Regions from separate parts of the Homo sapiens genome. Here region 1 is linked to region 2. Evidence: chromatin loops called from intact Hi-C (ENCODE). Cell type or tissue: endothelial cell of umbilical vein. All regions are shown on one strand.

Region 1 (8,000 bases), 300 kb after region 2:
CAATTCACTTATTTTTCAGGTCACTTTGGTCTTCCCCATGGCATAAAGGATCTTCTACACATTTTGGTACACATGGGTCATCACTAATATGTCTTCATGAATTGCCCCCCCCCCCTTTTTTTTTTTTTTTGCCTTCTTAGCACTTTCATTTTATGGTTAGCTCTTCCACATCTATTGAATTGGCCCAATAGAAAACATGTCAGAAGCTTCATTCTTTTATATTTCACAGTAAACCATAATGGTCAACCAGCTGGAGTACAGTGTTTACAAAATACTTTTTACACATATTATCTCAATTAAAACTCACTGCTACCCTGGGAATTGGGCACCTTACTACTTTTATAGATGAGGAAACTGGGGTTTGGAAAAATGAAGCTACTTATTCAACGTCATATTACTCCTATATCAAATGCAGATCCTATATAACTGAACTGTACTGTTATGTAGTAGCTTAAATTGCTTCATGTTTCCATATGAAGTGCCAATAGTATAGATTTACCACCACTTTAGATCAAGGGCTCTGGCTGCCTTAGTTTTGTATTATTTCTTTTCGGATATTATGGCAGGGCTCTGGAGTCAGGCTGCCTGAGATAGACTTTTGGCTCAATCACTGACTAACTAGATGAAGTATTTAGCTTCTCCAAATGTCAGTTCTCTCATCTATAAAATGGAGATACTAATAGGGTGGCTAGTACATAGATGGTTATTATAGTTATGAAATGTGATCGTGTATAAAGTGCCCAGTGTAGTGACTGATATGGAGAAAGTGTCCAACACATGATAGCTATTATAGTTATTGATGAATTAATGACTCAAACATGCATTGGAATTTCTTTGAGATTTGCATACCCCATGATTTGGAAATTGCTTCAATGTTCCATGCCATCTACACATAGTTTTAAGTCCTTTAACTTGTAATTGATTTAAGTCTTTGTTCTAAGACTTTGACATAAGCCCCCAAATGTTACAAGTGGAGCTTCAAATTAGAGAAAGAGGATAAGCAGACCAGTTCAAGTCAAATATTGTTTTAAAAGTATGTTTGTGTGAGGTGAAGTTGACGTACCCTAACTGCAGAGATAACACAGAACCAGTTAGAGTTTTTTACTACAAGTTGAATTGAGTCAAAATAATCAATTGGTTGGTTTGTAAGAATGTAGTTTGAGACCACCTGAAAACCTGAAAGCTTTCTCTCTACAATTCATCACTGTTTTCCTTCTCAGTTCAGAGTTCACCGATGTTAGTTTTAAATGTTGATTCCAGGAGGCTGTGGTTAAGTTCATTTTCTGAATGTGGTTTCCTCTCAGGCTGCTTTGATATTAATGTGAGTCAACAACCACTGTGTCATCCCTGTCGCAAGGATCCCTGTGGAGAGCCTAGTTACCAATAATAAGGTAGTCTTTTTGTTCGTAGAGTGGCATTGTCATTTCCCATTCCTCAGTGAATATACTCAGTTTAAAGAAACTGCAGCTGTATACTAAAATGCTGAGTATACTGGGAGAATTGCATATTTTATACTTTTGAGACAAGAAAGATTCCCTTGTCCCCCTCGCAGGGTGTGAGATGGGGAAGTGGCTCGCTTCATCAGTGCCCCGCTGATCAAACCTCTAAGGGAGCATACATACAGGCAGGCTGTGGGGCTGCGACCCCACGGCCATGTCTAGGGGTGAATGTTTACGGCTCCTGAAGCCCCAGTGGGCATGTGTTACAGCGTGCTCTCTTAGTTTGCTGTCTATAGGTGGCTTGTGTTAACCAGCTCAATTAGATCCCCTTCCTTATCACAAGGACAGAGGGCTTTCTGTATCCTGGGTTCCTGCCTTGGTGTACAGGAAGAATCAGATCACACGTGGGCTTGAAGAAAGAATGCAAAGTTTTATTTAGTGGAAGTAGCTCTCAGCAGATGGAGGAACCAGAAGGAAGATGCTCTTTCCCTGGAGGTGGGCTGCTCGGTGGCCCTGGCTCTCCTCCAACAGCCCCACCTCGTCCCGCCAGTGTCCTGCTGACGGCCTGCAGGCGCCAGTGCTTGTGCGTGTGCTCCTCTGCCAGTGTGCTCCTCTCGACGTCTGGCTGCCTTTGTGTCTACTGCTAGGGTCTGGGGTTTTTATAGGCCCAGGATGGGGTTGTGGCAGGCCCAGGTGGTCTTGGGAAATGCAACATTTGGGCAGGAAGTGCCTGTCCTCACCTAGGTCGTTGGAGTGGAGCCCTTGCCAGGGACCTGCCTTTCTCTACCCAGTACTTTGCTTCCCCCATTCCATGTCATTTAAAGGGACCACACTCTTCCCTTCCTAGCAGTCCTGTATCACTTTGTGGTTGGATTTTATACTTTAGCTTTTATATTGTAGATGGACTAGTTATAATCTACTACATGAGCTACTGGAGACCTCACATTACTTAATTCTGATTACTTTGAAGAGAGAAGTGAATAGATACAAAGAATGCTTAGGGTTATCTCATTTTGTTGTTCTTAAATGTGACATTTGTTATTGGAAAAACAATATGTTTGTTGATACATAACCTACTTCCCTTGATCATTTTAAAAATTTCAATTAACCCTTGCCCCTCACCTCTCAGAAATCTGTATCTCATAACTCTCTCTTTTCACCTGAGCTCCTAGCAGTTTACAGGCAACATGGTCATCAGTGAAATGTACATGTTGAAAGAGAGAAAATAAAAACCCTCCAAGTTAGTCTGTTAAGGTGAATACATATGCTATTGCATGACCAACTAAGATAGATAATGCCCAGACAGGTCATAAAAAAGACACAGGAAAAGGGAACATTGAATAAAATGGTGGCAGCATTAGTTGACTTTATAATTCTGTTGCCTTGTGAAACAGAATTATTTGAAAGAGGTTTCTGAAAATGTTTTTGTTGCTTGTCAAAGCATGGTGCTTTGACAACACAGAAGCTATTTTTATGTAGAAACAGTAGTGAAGGTATCTTCTGTTCACTGCACAACTAAATTATAGCAACTTATCATTGTGTTGCTTAAGGAAACAAACAGATTTCAAAGGTTTATTCTAGAAAACAGTGTTTAATCAATTTCTTATACTGTCTTTGAACATAATCTAGTAAGCAGATGTGGAGTTAACGGCTTATTATGTTCATACTCCCTATATCCATTCAGAGTCTGCCAGGCTCAGAATAAAAGTCAAGACATGTGCACATAGAGACTCTGTAGATGTTTGTAGCATTTGAAATTAAAATAGTGAGAAGGCTGCCTGGGCGTCCCTTCAGACATGGCACAGTGGAGCACAGAGACAGGAAATATGCCAGACTGCCTCTGTAGGAGGCTGCTGTGAACACGTGCAGCAAGGAACAGGGAACCGCTTAATGATTAATCACTGTCAACCTTTGTTCTCGTTAAAGACTTGATTGTTGGACAAGGCTTGTAATGAGGGACTGTTTTGGTGTCTGTTGCTATGAGATTGTGTTCACTGATCCTCAGTTGATGTAAGCCGCTGTTCTCTTTTTGCCCAAGTCGAATGAACTTGAATGAAAATGCTCTCACAGTGCCTGCTAGTGGTGCTTTCAGAGGAGGTTCTGGGCATTCTGTTTACCAAATGCTACTGCAGCTCAAAAACGGAGAACAGGTAACTAAGAGTTTGGCTCAGCTGAATTTTGGCATATGAGATTTATGAAATTTTAGCAAATGTTTTAAAAGTTTGATTCTAAAAGACGTAAATAAAAGTAGATTTTATGGTAGTAATGGAATAAAAACCCTTCAACACACCCACACACCTTTTCTTTTTAACAAGCACAGATATTCAAGAATCAAAATTTTAAATTGTTACCATTTCTCTTGACTTCTATAAATAAAATATTAAATTGTGTTTTGCAAACCAAATTCTTAAACCACCAACTCATGTGAGAGGTGGGAATATGTCTTGGCATTTTCCTAAAGGCTAAGAAAAAAAATTCCATTTATTCTGTCATTGATTACAGCTTGCAGACTTTTATATAACCATTTTTTTGTTTGCTTGTTTTTAGATTCAAGGGGTACATGTGCAGATTTGCTCCATGGTTATATTGCATGATGATGAGGTTTGGGCTTCTATTGATCCCGTCACCCAAATAGTGAACATAGTACCCAATGGGTACTTTGTCTGCCCCAGCCTCTCTCCCACCCTCCCCCTTTTGGAGTCCCCAGTGTCTGTTGTTCCCAGCTTTATGTCCATGTGTACTCAATGTTTAGCTCTCACTTATAAGTGAGAACATATGGTATTTGGTTTTTCTTTCTGTGTTCATTCACTTACAAGAATGGCCTCCAGCTGCATCCATGTTGCTACAAAAGGACGTGATTTAATTCTTTTTTATGGCTATGTAGTATTTCATGGTGTATATGTACCATATTTTCTTACTAATTCAACATTGGTAGATACCTTGGTTGGTTCCATGTCTTTGCTTTTGTAAACAGTGTTGCAATGAACATATAAGTGCAGGTGGCTTTTTGGTAGAATGACTTATTTTCCTTTAAGGTAGATACTCAGTAATAGAATTGCTGGGTCAAATGGTAGTTCTATTTTTAGTTCCTTGAGAAATCTCCAAACTGCTTTCCACAGTGGCTGAACTACAATTCCCACCAGCAGTGCATAAGCATTCCCTTTTCTCTGCAACCTCATCAACATGTATTATATTTTGACTTTTTAATAAGAGCCATTCTGACTGATGAGAAATAGTAAGCATAACCATTTTTGAATATTTTACTGCAATAAAATATCAATGGAACATTTTAAAGGAGGAAAAAAACAGTATTTTTAAACTTTAAAGAATATTTTTCTGGATTAAAGTGACCTTATAAAACTCTGAATTTCTTCTAAACATAATTGCATCATCATGAAATTACTTTTAAAATATATACTTATATGAAAGTACTAATATAGAACAACTAAAACTGTTAGTGATATTCTCAGATTATGCTTACTATCCCCAGGCAAAAATATTTCTCTGTCTCTCTTTCTCTCTCTTTCTAACAAATGCAATCTGCTATAGTTTTTTGATGTGTCTGCATGAAGCAACTTTTCTTGTGTTTTACATCTGTATATAACTTTTTGGTTCAAAATACTATGTGTCTCTATTGTTCTCTCTTTTTTCATTCGCCACTATTCTTAACTCATCTACATTGTAATCAGGGAAGTTGAGTAGGGACTGTTTGTACCTCAAGAAATCTAAAATGTAGCCTCTGTCAGCATCCTATGCCCCTACCTGGTCTACAGGTAACTATGAATGTTCCACTTGATCCCAGAAGTGATTCTGTCTAACCCAAGGACCTGTCTCTTGTTAAGTGTCCCCTACATATAAAAGTAGGAAGGGACTGGGGAATGGCCAATCTGCCCCTGTATCTTCTAGTAGATTTGCTCTAAATCTTCCCACACAGGAAAATCAGTTTTTTATATAAATCTCTAAATAGTAATCCAGTTTTCTTAGAAATAGTCACAGTGTATAACTTGTAAACACTTTAATTTTCAAAGTCTTGCTTCTATGTTTAAATATGTATCCATATATAATTAGGATATAGAATGTAAATTTTCTCTGAACACAGTATCTATCTGTTGAAGTTATGATGGAGTAATATAATTAAGATAGAAAGCAGAAGGTTTATAATGATAATGATAACTATAATTGGTTTGGTCTTTTAAGACATATTACAGTTTGCAGTAAGTAGATCATTCCCGAAGCTCCAAATTGTTCCTGATTCAGTTCATAGAACTGCAACCCTCTAAGGAACATCTTTTCATAACCCACGCCTTATAAATCCTGTTAGGCCTGATTGGTTTTTTATCCTTGACCATAGATACTTATATTAAGGAATACATGACCTTTTTGTAAAATTGGTTCTTGAACAGATGTCCTTGGGCAATATTTCTAGTAGCTGACCTAAAATCCTAGGGCTAGGGGGAAAACGTATCAAAATAAATCACTCTCTACACAACATTGTGAATTATTATTTGCATTTAAATAGAAACAGTACAGCCCTCCTTCACTGTAACAAATGTTTACAGGTAAATAACTGTGCTTTTCCTGGCTTCCCTAAGAAGTGAAGATATATGTCAATGCTTACGTTGTTTTCTTCTACCTTCTGAAGAGCAGTGCAGTAGAGTAGTAAGTACACAGTTGGTTCTACTAATGTTAGATTTGACTGGAAGTTATTCACCACATACCAATAGTCTCTCCTTGATTTCTTTGTAAATAACAAATATAGTTAAATTACTGAAATAAACTAAATTATTCAGATCTTTAGTGCTTTCCCTATATATAAAAAAGAAACCATTCCACTTTATCTTATGACCAGGACCCAGTTAAATTCAAAGATTAGCACCTTCCTGGTATAGAAAGCAATAGTAGGGTGTTTGAATGAATGGCATATTATCTGGGGAAAAGCCATGAACCCAGCTGTCAGATCAAGGTAAAGAAAATACGTGAGAAAATATTTAGATTTAATGAAGATGTAAAGGAAAAGTTGCAGCGCTGAGGTGCAGAAGGACTGCTATACATGCGAATGGCCATCGTTAGCATTAAGTGATTAAAGGAACTGAATTGTTCTTCCTTCCATATGACCTATATGGCTAGTCAATTGCACATTAATATTACATCTAACAATATTATTTTGCCTCCAAAGAACTCAAAATACTTTCATTTAGTTAACTCTCAAAATATTTATTAACATAACACCTTCCCCAAATGAAGTACTATTGCTTACCCAATACCTTGAAAAAAGCAACTTTTAAAAATGATGCTAGAATTTCAGCGGTGTCAATACAGCTGTGTCTTCAGGAAGAAAACTGAAGTGAATACCTGGCAAGGGTTAGATAAATATGATGAACTTCAACCAAAAATCTATCAAGGAAATCATGTCCTGGGATGAGATAATCAAGCTGTTCATTTTATACCAAAACAGCTAGTTGACTCCGTTAGTTTAGTTAAATAATTTTTAGGCCAATTATTTGGCAACATGTACATGAAGCAAATAGTTGACTGATTTTAAATTTCCATGATACTCAGTGGTGTGGCATTTCTCATGCTTGGCCCAAGTTCTGTTAACTTTATGGAGAAGAGGGCTGTTTTTAAAACTTGTTTTTGTTTTTCTTCTGAGGATGGCTAGATAACAATATTTTCAAATTCTAAAGAGGATCTAATTGGCTCAAATTTAGTCACAGTTTTGATTTAAATATTTAGAAATGTTCAGATATGTACTCAGTGAACTGTTATTTGGATCCAGCCAGCAGCTGAAAAGTTGTTCCAGTCCCAAATGTATATCATTTTAAAAAAGCACCACATGAATCTGGAAAGTACAAAACAATGTAAACATTGGTAACTGCACGATATATCAGTCTCCCTTCCTGCATTCTCTCCTGATCAGCAGTGAGGAACATAAGCCACAAATGTTTACCAAATTGAAAAATCACTGGACAGTTATGTTCAAATCAAGGATCTGTTTTCAGTTACAAGTAACTAGAATCCGATACAACCAACCTACCCAAATTGCTGAGGAAAAAAAAGGTTAAAAGTTCACGTAAATCTGTGTGTGTTGAATTTACATTCAAGGTTTTAATCACAAATGAAAAGGTTTATATATTATATTGAACTGACATTAATAAGTACTCCCAGGTAAAACATGTTGTTATATGATATGTAATATTGATATTCGTCATTTCACTGAAAAATTTTTTTTTTTTTTTTATACTTTAAGTTTTAGGGTACATGTGCACATTGTGCAGGTTAGTTACATATGTATACATGTGCCATGCTGGTGCGCTGCACCCACTAACTCGTCATCTAGCATTAGGTATATCTCCCAGTGCTACCCCTCCCCCCTCCCCCCACCCCACCACAGTCCCCAGAGTGTGATATTCCCCTTCCTGTGACCATGTGATCTCATTGTTCAATTCCCACCTATGAGTGAGAATATGCGGTGTTTGGTTTTTTGTTCTTGCGATAGTTTACTGAGAATGTTACTTTCTTAATAATATCTAAGTAATTATAAATCATGTTATAAATGAAGTT
Region 2 (8,000 bases):
TGTTAGCCATTGAACACATTTCTTGGGCTATTTATTGCCACTTTTCTGGTATATGGTTAACATATTCACCTACATTTGCATAAATGATATTGTAAAATATGCCTTAGAAGAGTCCCATGCATTCACATAGCAGATTATAGCTTATAAAGAAATTTCTCATTTTATTTTTACAACACTGGACGCAGAAGAGTTGACCATATTTTCCCTTTTTACACCTGGGGAGACTGAGGCTCAGAGAGGCACAGTGACTTAATTTGAATTGACTTGCGTGAAGAGTCAAACCAGCAGACTCTTTAGTCCAGTGCTTCTTATTATATATGAGAAAGCATGTTATAAATTACTGACACCACAGTATTGCCAACCTAAGGACTAGGAAGAAAGGGCTTACATGTTTCTTGCTTTAATAATATGTGAATTAGAAAAGGTATTCAAGAAGATACAGGGTTAGAATGTGTATCTTTCTTTTATGTACTGAAATGTTTCAACTCATATGCAGCAATGTGGTAACTTGAAAGATGATTCCAGAGATTTCATGCTTCTGGCAGTTTCAGGTCACATTGGGGTGAAATTTGACATACTGTAGTCATCCCCAAGGTAATAATGTTGATGAAATGGTATAAACCCTGATACATTCTTAAGCAAAATGAATCTAAAAGTTTGTTTCAAAATTTTTAACGTTTTATGTTGCTCTGACTTTCCATATACTGATTTTTACATTACTTAGTGAAAAAAAAAATAACCTTTAGCTTCTGACAACAAAAACATTTTAGCTATTTTTTTATAGTAGGCTTCTTTGCATATCAGTTCTCAGTTTATGTATAGAAGAATTTCCTTTTCACGTAATCACAGTATAAACTGATTTCTTGGCTCCAAATATGATGATAGTTTTTTAAAAGAGCAAGAAGCAAGTATGCTCCCTATATGTCATCATATACATTTTGGAAACTTCAGAGTCTTAAAAATCATTCTGACCAGGTGTGGTGGCTCACACCTGTAATCCAATCACTTCTGAAGGCCAAAGCTGGTAGACTGCTTGAGTCCAGGAGTTTAAGACCGGCCTAGTCAACATGGCAAAAACCCATCTCTACAAAAAAAAATGTATAAATTAGCTGGGCGTGGTGGCATGTTATCTGTAGTTCCAGCTACGTGGGAGGCTGAGGTGGGAGGAATACCTGAGCCTGGAGAGGTCGGGACCTCAGTAAGCCGTGACTGCACCACTGCACTCCAGCCTAGGTGGCAGAGTGAGACCCTGTCTCAGAAAAAAAAAAAAAAAAATTGTTCCTTTGGGAGGTGGAATATCACAGTAGTCAATACCTTGGGCACTAGAATCCAAGCTCTACCATTTATTAACTGAGCAAATTGAGGGAAATTATTTAATTCTAAGGCTTTAATTCCACCATCTATGAAATGGTGATGTAGCAAAACCTGCCTAACAGGGATGGTGGCAAGATTAAGGGAGAGTGAGCAGGTAGTTACTGTGCTCAGTGTTAGATACTATCTTCATCATCGTCATCCATGATGATCTTAGCAATCCTGCTACTGGGTTGAATGAAGTTCTCTGTACAGATTCCATGGCTGTAGGTAAGAATGAATTACTCATAATTGTGAGCAGAATAATGTGTGGTAAACAAATTATGCAGTTATTCGAATCCTTCTACTAAATCACAACTATAGGGTTAAACTAAAGGGCAGTTTTGAAACTGACCTCTGGGTGTGAATGCATTGTCAAGCACTTCATACTAAAACACAATGGCATTCCAAATCCCAGTATGATGCTAGACACAATGGATTACTCATTTCAGTGGGAGTACATTCTCTCCAAAAACCCAAAAACATTCACCCAGAACTTTCAAGACAAAAGACATTGCCAGCTAACACCAGCAAGGGCACTTAGTTTTCTTCCTTTCTCTATCTTTTACTTCTCTGTTTTGCTGAACTTAACTAATGAGTTATTTTCATTTTATTGTATTGTATTTTATGCCATGAATTATTTGTTTATGCTGCAGCATTTTTACATTTGGACAAGAGTACACAGAGCAGAAAGTATATAGCACATGTATGGTTCACTGTGTATAGATAAATGAAGCATTCATTCATTCAATAAATATTTGCTCAGTATCCATTGTGTGTAAGACATGAGGTTAGCTACATGGTCCCCAGCTTCAAGGTCTTTACATTCTAATAGGAAGACATATAAGAAACAAGCAAACAAACTAAAAAATATACATTATTATAGCTAGTCATTTTTTATAAAGCACAAGTTTCTTTAAATTTAAGCTGAAACATAAAGAAGTAGGAAGTAGCCATGGATGTAATTTTTGGGAAGTGTATTCTGAGATGTTAGAGCAACTCTGATGCAAAGTACCATTTGTTTATTTAGCTTAATATTTTATGTCTAAAGTAGGTTTCTTACTGATAAAAATTGCAACATAATTAGATTTTGGGTATGGGAAATGATTGGATAATAAAGAATAAAACATAATCAGGTATGCAGTAAGTGAAAAGTTGATGTCAGAATTTCCAGTAATACTGTAATTATGTAAATTGTCACTAAAATGGATTTTGAGGGTTAGTACTTAAATACACAGAGTCTTGAATGACACAGCAGTCACCCATATGTATGTTAGAGATGCTTCAGTTATATTTCAGAATTCTACTATTGTTTAGTAAATCACTGGATTTTTTTTTCCTCCTTGTGGTTTAGGATAGCATTGAAATATCTTGGTATAATTACTTCCATACTTTGTCATTAGTATTTTATATTCTTTATTACATGGACTAATGCCCCACCACCACTGCCCCCCAAATTTTAGCTATGCTGAAATGAAACTCCCTCTGAAATTTTGATTTCTGAGGTCGGGTGATCCCAAATGTAAACTATAACACTGTGTAAGGCCTGAGTCTAGAATTGTAAAGAAGCCAGAATCTTCCATGAGCATGCGCAGGGCTTTACCATAATTCCAGAGTAGAACAATCAGCATTCAAAACCACATGAAGCCAGGACTCTCTTCCACCCTCCTCTTCCTTTCCCCTATAAAATGATATCCACCCATGAGTCATAGGCCATTCATTCCCTTGGGTTCACTATTAGTTCTGTTCCTGAACTCTCATGGGCCATCAAATGAAAATAAAATTAATACACACGAAGAGATTATCATTTTAGGGGATTTGTGGGAGCCCAGACACTTTTTATGAGAAGAGACTGGCACCCCTAAGGATGTTATTTGAATCTGAAAAGAAGCGGTCATAAAGGAAGTGGTGCTGCTTTAATCTGCTGTACGGAGCTGCCACCCTGCTCTTACTGCTAGGCAGCCTTCCCATATGAGCAGAATGATCATTCCCTTGGAGAAAGCAGCTGAGGTTTGAAAGCCGTTCCAATTTTGCAGTTTCAGGAATGTGTCGGAGTTGCAGCTTTAAGATGGCATTTCCCCCTCCCCAGCTGCTGTCGAGAGTGCCTGGGCTAGATGTGAATGGGAGTTTTGTATGAAGATTGTGAGTGAGCCAGAGCCACTGGGTAATCAGGGCAGCAAGGCACATTAAGGAATATACTTTAAGGGATATATTTAAGGAATATACTTTTCATACAGCCTCTCACTCTTCCTTTACAGTAAAAGCATAAGTAAAACTTCCCTATGCTCCTGTACTTATCCTGCTTTTGGTCTGACTTTAAGCTCAGCACTGAAGGCAACTTGATCTCCGTTGCTATCTCCTTTCATAGATGATAATGAGCACAGTTCTAAGAGGCTGGCTGCAATGATATCCTTTGCTGTTAGAAAAGGAAAGCGGGAGCAGGGATTGGAGTGATTGTTTGCTGTGTTGGTGACTGTGATGTTGCCATGGGAAAGCTCAAGACTTCAGGAGAGTTTGTATTTTGTTGGGCGAGGTGCCAAACTGTTGTGACTTATTACAGCCGTGTGAGTGAGCTGTACAGAACAGTATCCTGTGTAGCAATTCAAAGGGCAGGATCACTTTAATCAGGGAAAGATAGAGTGCTGAGTATTCACATTACGCTTTATTTCAACTTGGAAATGATAAACAAACCTAACATTTTGGTAGTCTCTGGGTTTGCTCTTTTAACTTTGGAGAAAAAAAAGAATCAATTCCTCGTGCTCACTCCAACTGAAAAGCAAAACAAAAATGTTTCTGCTTTACATATAAAGACCCCTTGTAACGAATGGTGTGCTCTCAAGTAACCACTCCACCCGCAAATGCTAGTTCATCTTGACTCAGCCTCAAGGAAAGAAAAAATTCACAGGCCAAGTTGATTTGGTGTGAAAAAAATAGTGTAAGTTTGGGAAGGTTTCTTTTCAATTTAGACTGAGGACATTCCTCTGCCTCACTTACCTGGGAAAGTCAGCCTTTTTACCCCTAGTATTGGCAAAATACATGGCCCAGTCTAGATGTTCAGTCGTTGTCTAACTATGCTGAAGGCAAGGAGTTTTCTTTGAGGTTTTATGAAAAATTAATACATAGATCCACATAAAGGAAAATTCTGGAGCTTGGAGAACTGTTTTGACCTTTCAAGTCACAAAGGGAGCTAGGTTCAGTCCCCTTTTTGCAGTAGTCAACACAGCCCTAATTCTTTAGGGAGATGCCAAGCCTCCATATCATTTTGTGCTGTGTAGACATTGCCTAGAAGTTCCCTTGGAGCCAAGTCTTTTGAAGCTTTTTGATCCATTCCAGGGAACTCTTGGAAGAGGAGAGAAGAGCTTCACAATTTCCATTTTTAGCCTAAAACAGATGTCAACATGTTAACTCTTCTTCATTTGATATTGTGGGCCTGGGCTCGTGCAGTGATCAAAGGCACAACTGAAGTGCACAACTGAAGTGCTCCATATTTTCAGAATATATGTTTATTGAGAGACTTGTAGAAAACTATATATGTATATGTTATGTATATAATTATATATACATAATTTGATACTCAAGGCAGCTATGACGTCTTGCAGCATAACAAGAAGAAAGGTATGTTTCTTATTGTGAGATATTAAAGTTTCATATGATACATTTTAAATGTTCATTTTCTAGGAGCATTTCACTTTGTCTTTTAAAAACACTTTTCAGAATGTTTATACTTGTGTTTGTTGCTTTGTAGTTTTATTTGGTTGCCAGGTTAGCTATTTATTTTCACCCAGTTTAACCTCTGAGGGACATATTTTGCATAGAGACAGATGTTTTTATCTGCCTTAATTTCCAGTTACCGTACTTCTAAGTTCTAGTAACATTCAGAATAGTTCATCATAGAAGTTGTGGAAACTTTTTCTAACATAGAAAAAATTCCCTTTGTGTATTAGATGACTTGAATAGTAACTTACAGATATCTAGACATTTGGGAATCAGAGAATTGATGAGACTTTCTTTTTGCCAAAGTTTTTTCATATAGTACAGTTTCACATGTATTTTAATATAGAATACATCCTGTCTCATTATTATTATTCAAATAGACTTTATTTTTTAGAGCAGTGTATGTTCACAAGAAAATTGAGTGGAAAATACAAAGAGTTCCCAGATACTCCCAGTTCCCTATCCATGCATAGTCACCCCCATTATCACCATCCTCCACCAGAGTGGTATGTTTGTTGCAATTAGTGGACCTACATTGACACACCACTATCACCCAAGGTCTGTAGTTGACATTAGGATTCACTCTTGGTGTTGTATTCTGTGGGCTCTGATAAATATATAATAATGTACATCTTTCATTATATTATCATAGAGTATTTTACTGCTCTAAAAATCCTCTGTGCTCTGCCTGTTTATCCTTCCCTCTCCCTTAACTGCAGGCAACTACTGATCTTTTTACTGTTTCCATATTATTTTAAAATGTAATAGCTTTAATTTTAAAATATTACACTAAAATGTGAAAGTTACTGAAAAATGGATTAAAGTGTATATATTTTTTGGCCTCAGAACTCAGTTTTTGCATTGAGAAGTTGTTATAAATGGTGCATCTCTAATTCCTTTTCCTTAAGTGAGAATTTATTGACCTAATAATAATATTTCAGAATGTTATTCTCAGTCAAGAGAATTGTATCTTTATAGGACTTCGGAATTTTTCAATAGTGGTTGAGTCAGGAGCTTCTCAAATAGAAGAAACATAAACAGCATAACATAGCATAAACACATTTAGTTGTTTTTATTTTTTTCTTTAAGGTCCCTTTATCCTGAATCACAGTGGTGTAACATCATTGTGATTTGGGCTATGTTTCTGGAGCACTTTATGCAGTTAGCTGTCTCTGTATCTCCTCTGCCTGCTGCAAGAAGAGTTTATATGAATACATTCATTACTTGCAGATGTACAAAAAGTTACCGAGGAAATTAGGACTAATAGGAAGCATTCATTCTGTTTGAAGTAGATGCCATGAAATGTAATAGGATGGTCTTCTAGATAAAGAAAAACCTGGGTGCCACTCTCAGGATACAGTATTGGCTGGATCGGGGGACCATCTCTCTCCTTGGTTGAATCCACATTAACCAATGTCTCCCAACTTATGTTTTAACTGTCACTGTACTTCCAAACTGGCCTCTCATCCCATAATCTATCCTCTATCATTTGCCAGTTAAATTCCTAAAAATGCAACTCTTTTTGTCTCAAGTCTCCACTTAAAATCTTTAAATGGCACCCCAAATTCCAAGCTTCCTCATCAACCCTTTTGTGGATCTCAGTGTCAGAAGGAGTTTAGGCTCTTTCCTGGAAACATGACTATGATAGGAGTCAGCCTGACTTCTTATTCTAAGGGGTGAGAGAGTGAACCAGGCCTCAGCAGTAGAATCAGTGTCCCCTCCTCAGAATCTGTACACTGTGATAAGAGAGGCTTGAAACTGACTTGCAAGAAGTAGGGCTGAAGCAGCTTTCACAGATTTAACGGGAGACTGGAATGAGCAGATTCTGTGATGATCAAAGATCAAACGGTGCTGAATTCGAGAAGGAGGTACAGACATTAATGGATAAAGATTGAGGGCCACTCTGGATCCTGGCACCCACTTCCTTGCTCATAGTAATTGTGCACTACATATTTGGTGACAAGATTAGCTGGCCCACAGCAGCAGTTCTCAGATTATATTTTTTCTTTTTGTTTTCTCAGACATTCTGGAGAGAGGATAAGGGGGATAGGGAATGTGTCAGCTCTGGCAGCCTTGGGTGAGGCCAGGATTTATACAGAAGTACCCCAGCCTTTTGTGGGCGCCAGGTGTAGCTTGGGCAGCATGCCTGACCTGCTGCCCACTTGTGCCCCTTAAGAACTCATTTTCTTAAATCTGTTCTTGCTGGACACTCATTGTGTGTCTTGTATTCAGCCTATCTTATTCACAGGCCAGTGACCTAGTCACTATTGCTAAGATATAATTTTGGCATTGAAACAGCTCAAAGGAGGAAAGGAAAATAGACCTCTTTACTTTCTTTTATTATAAAAAATTTATATGGGCCACACTGGGATTTTTAGAAGGGCTGTGTTTGTAGTTTTTTGTATATGGTTTCAGTATATACTTACCTCAGAACTCACAGAATAATGGTTCCTATACTCTTACTCTATGGCACATTCCATGAGGAAAATTGTTATATATAGATAACTATAATTCTAGAAAGATTACCAAAGGAAACAGCACATCAGTTGTACTTTGAGATTACATAATATCTTAACATTGGAGCAATTTTTATATTGGTAAATTATACTTCCATAAAGTTAACAAATACACCACTGTTTGAGGAAATGATTCAGAGTGCCAGAGTAGGGAGTTTTATCTCTCCTGTTGAATGTGTGAGTCATGTGCTGCACTTTTTTGAGCAAAGTATAGAGAACATTGGCAGCAGAATATTAAAACTACATGATGGTCAATGTTGACTGAAGGCTTAATACAAATGAGCCCGTGAATGTATTATAAATTGTCAGGGCCATTTTATAAAGCATTTTGGCAATATCTTTCAGGAGCTGTACTAATATCTGTGCCCTTTGACTCAATAATTTCACTTCTTGGAATCTCTCAGAGGAAAGAATCCAAAA

The links. Hi-C counts contacts between places; a loop is a spot of excess contacts. Peaks named below come from ENCODE experiments on the same cell type or tissue, not always from the same donor. Only the 100,000 strongest peaks of a DNase experiment are listed, where the experiment ranks them.
Region 1: it touches region 2 in a loop (8-fold over the local background); 2 of 110 quality-filtered maps call a loop at or near these places.

The regions. Positions count from the first base shown.
Region 1 is chr11:96,007,700-96,015,699 of GRCh38, reverse strand. All of the region lies in intron 2 of MAML2 (mastermind like transcriptional coactivator 2), which reads left to right. Among named protein-coding and RNA genes, the nearest start is that of MTMR2, 88 kb to the right of the region's middle. RefSeq lists an enhancer at 3,060-3,663. In endothelial cell of umbilical vein, a CTCF peak has its summit at 3,525; a DNase peak (open chromatin) is centred at 3,389.
Region 2 is chr11:96,302,972-96,310,971 of GRCh38, reverse strand. All of the region lies in intron 1 of MAML2 (mastermind like transcriptional coactivator 2), which reads left to right. Among named protein-coding and RNA genes, the nearest start is that of MIR1260B, 34 kb to the left of the region's middle. In endothelial cell of umbilical vein, no CTCF peak of the experiment used is centred here; DNase peaks (open chromatin) are centred at 1,751, 3,021, 3,881 and 7,731; H3K4me3 peaks cover 629 bases; H3K27ac peaks cover 5,449 bases.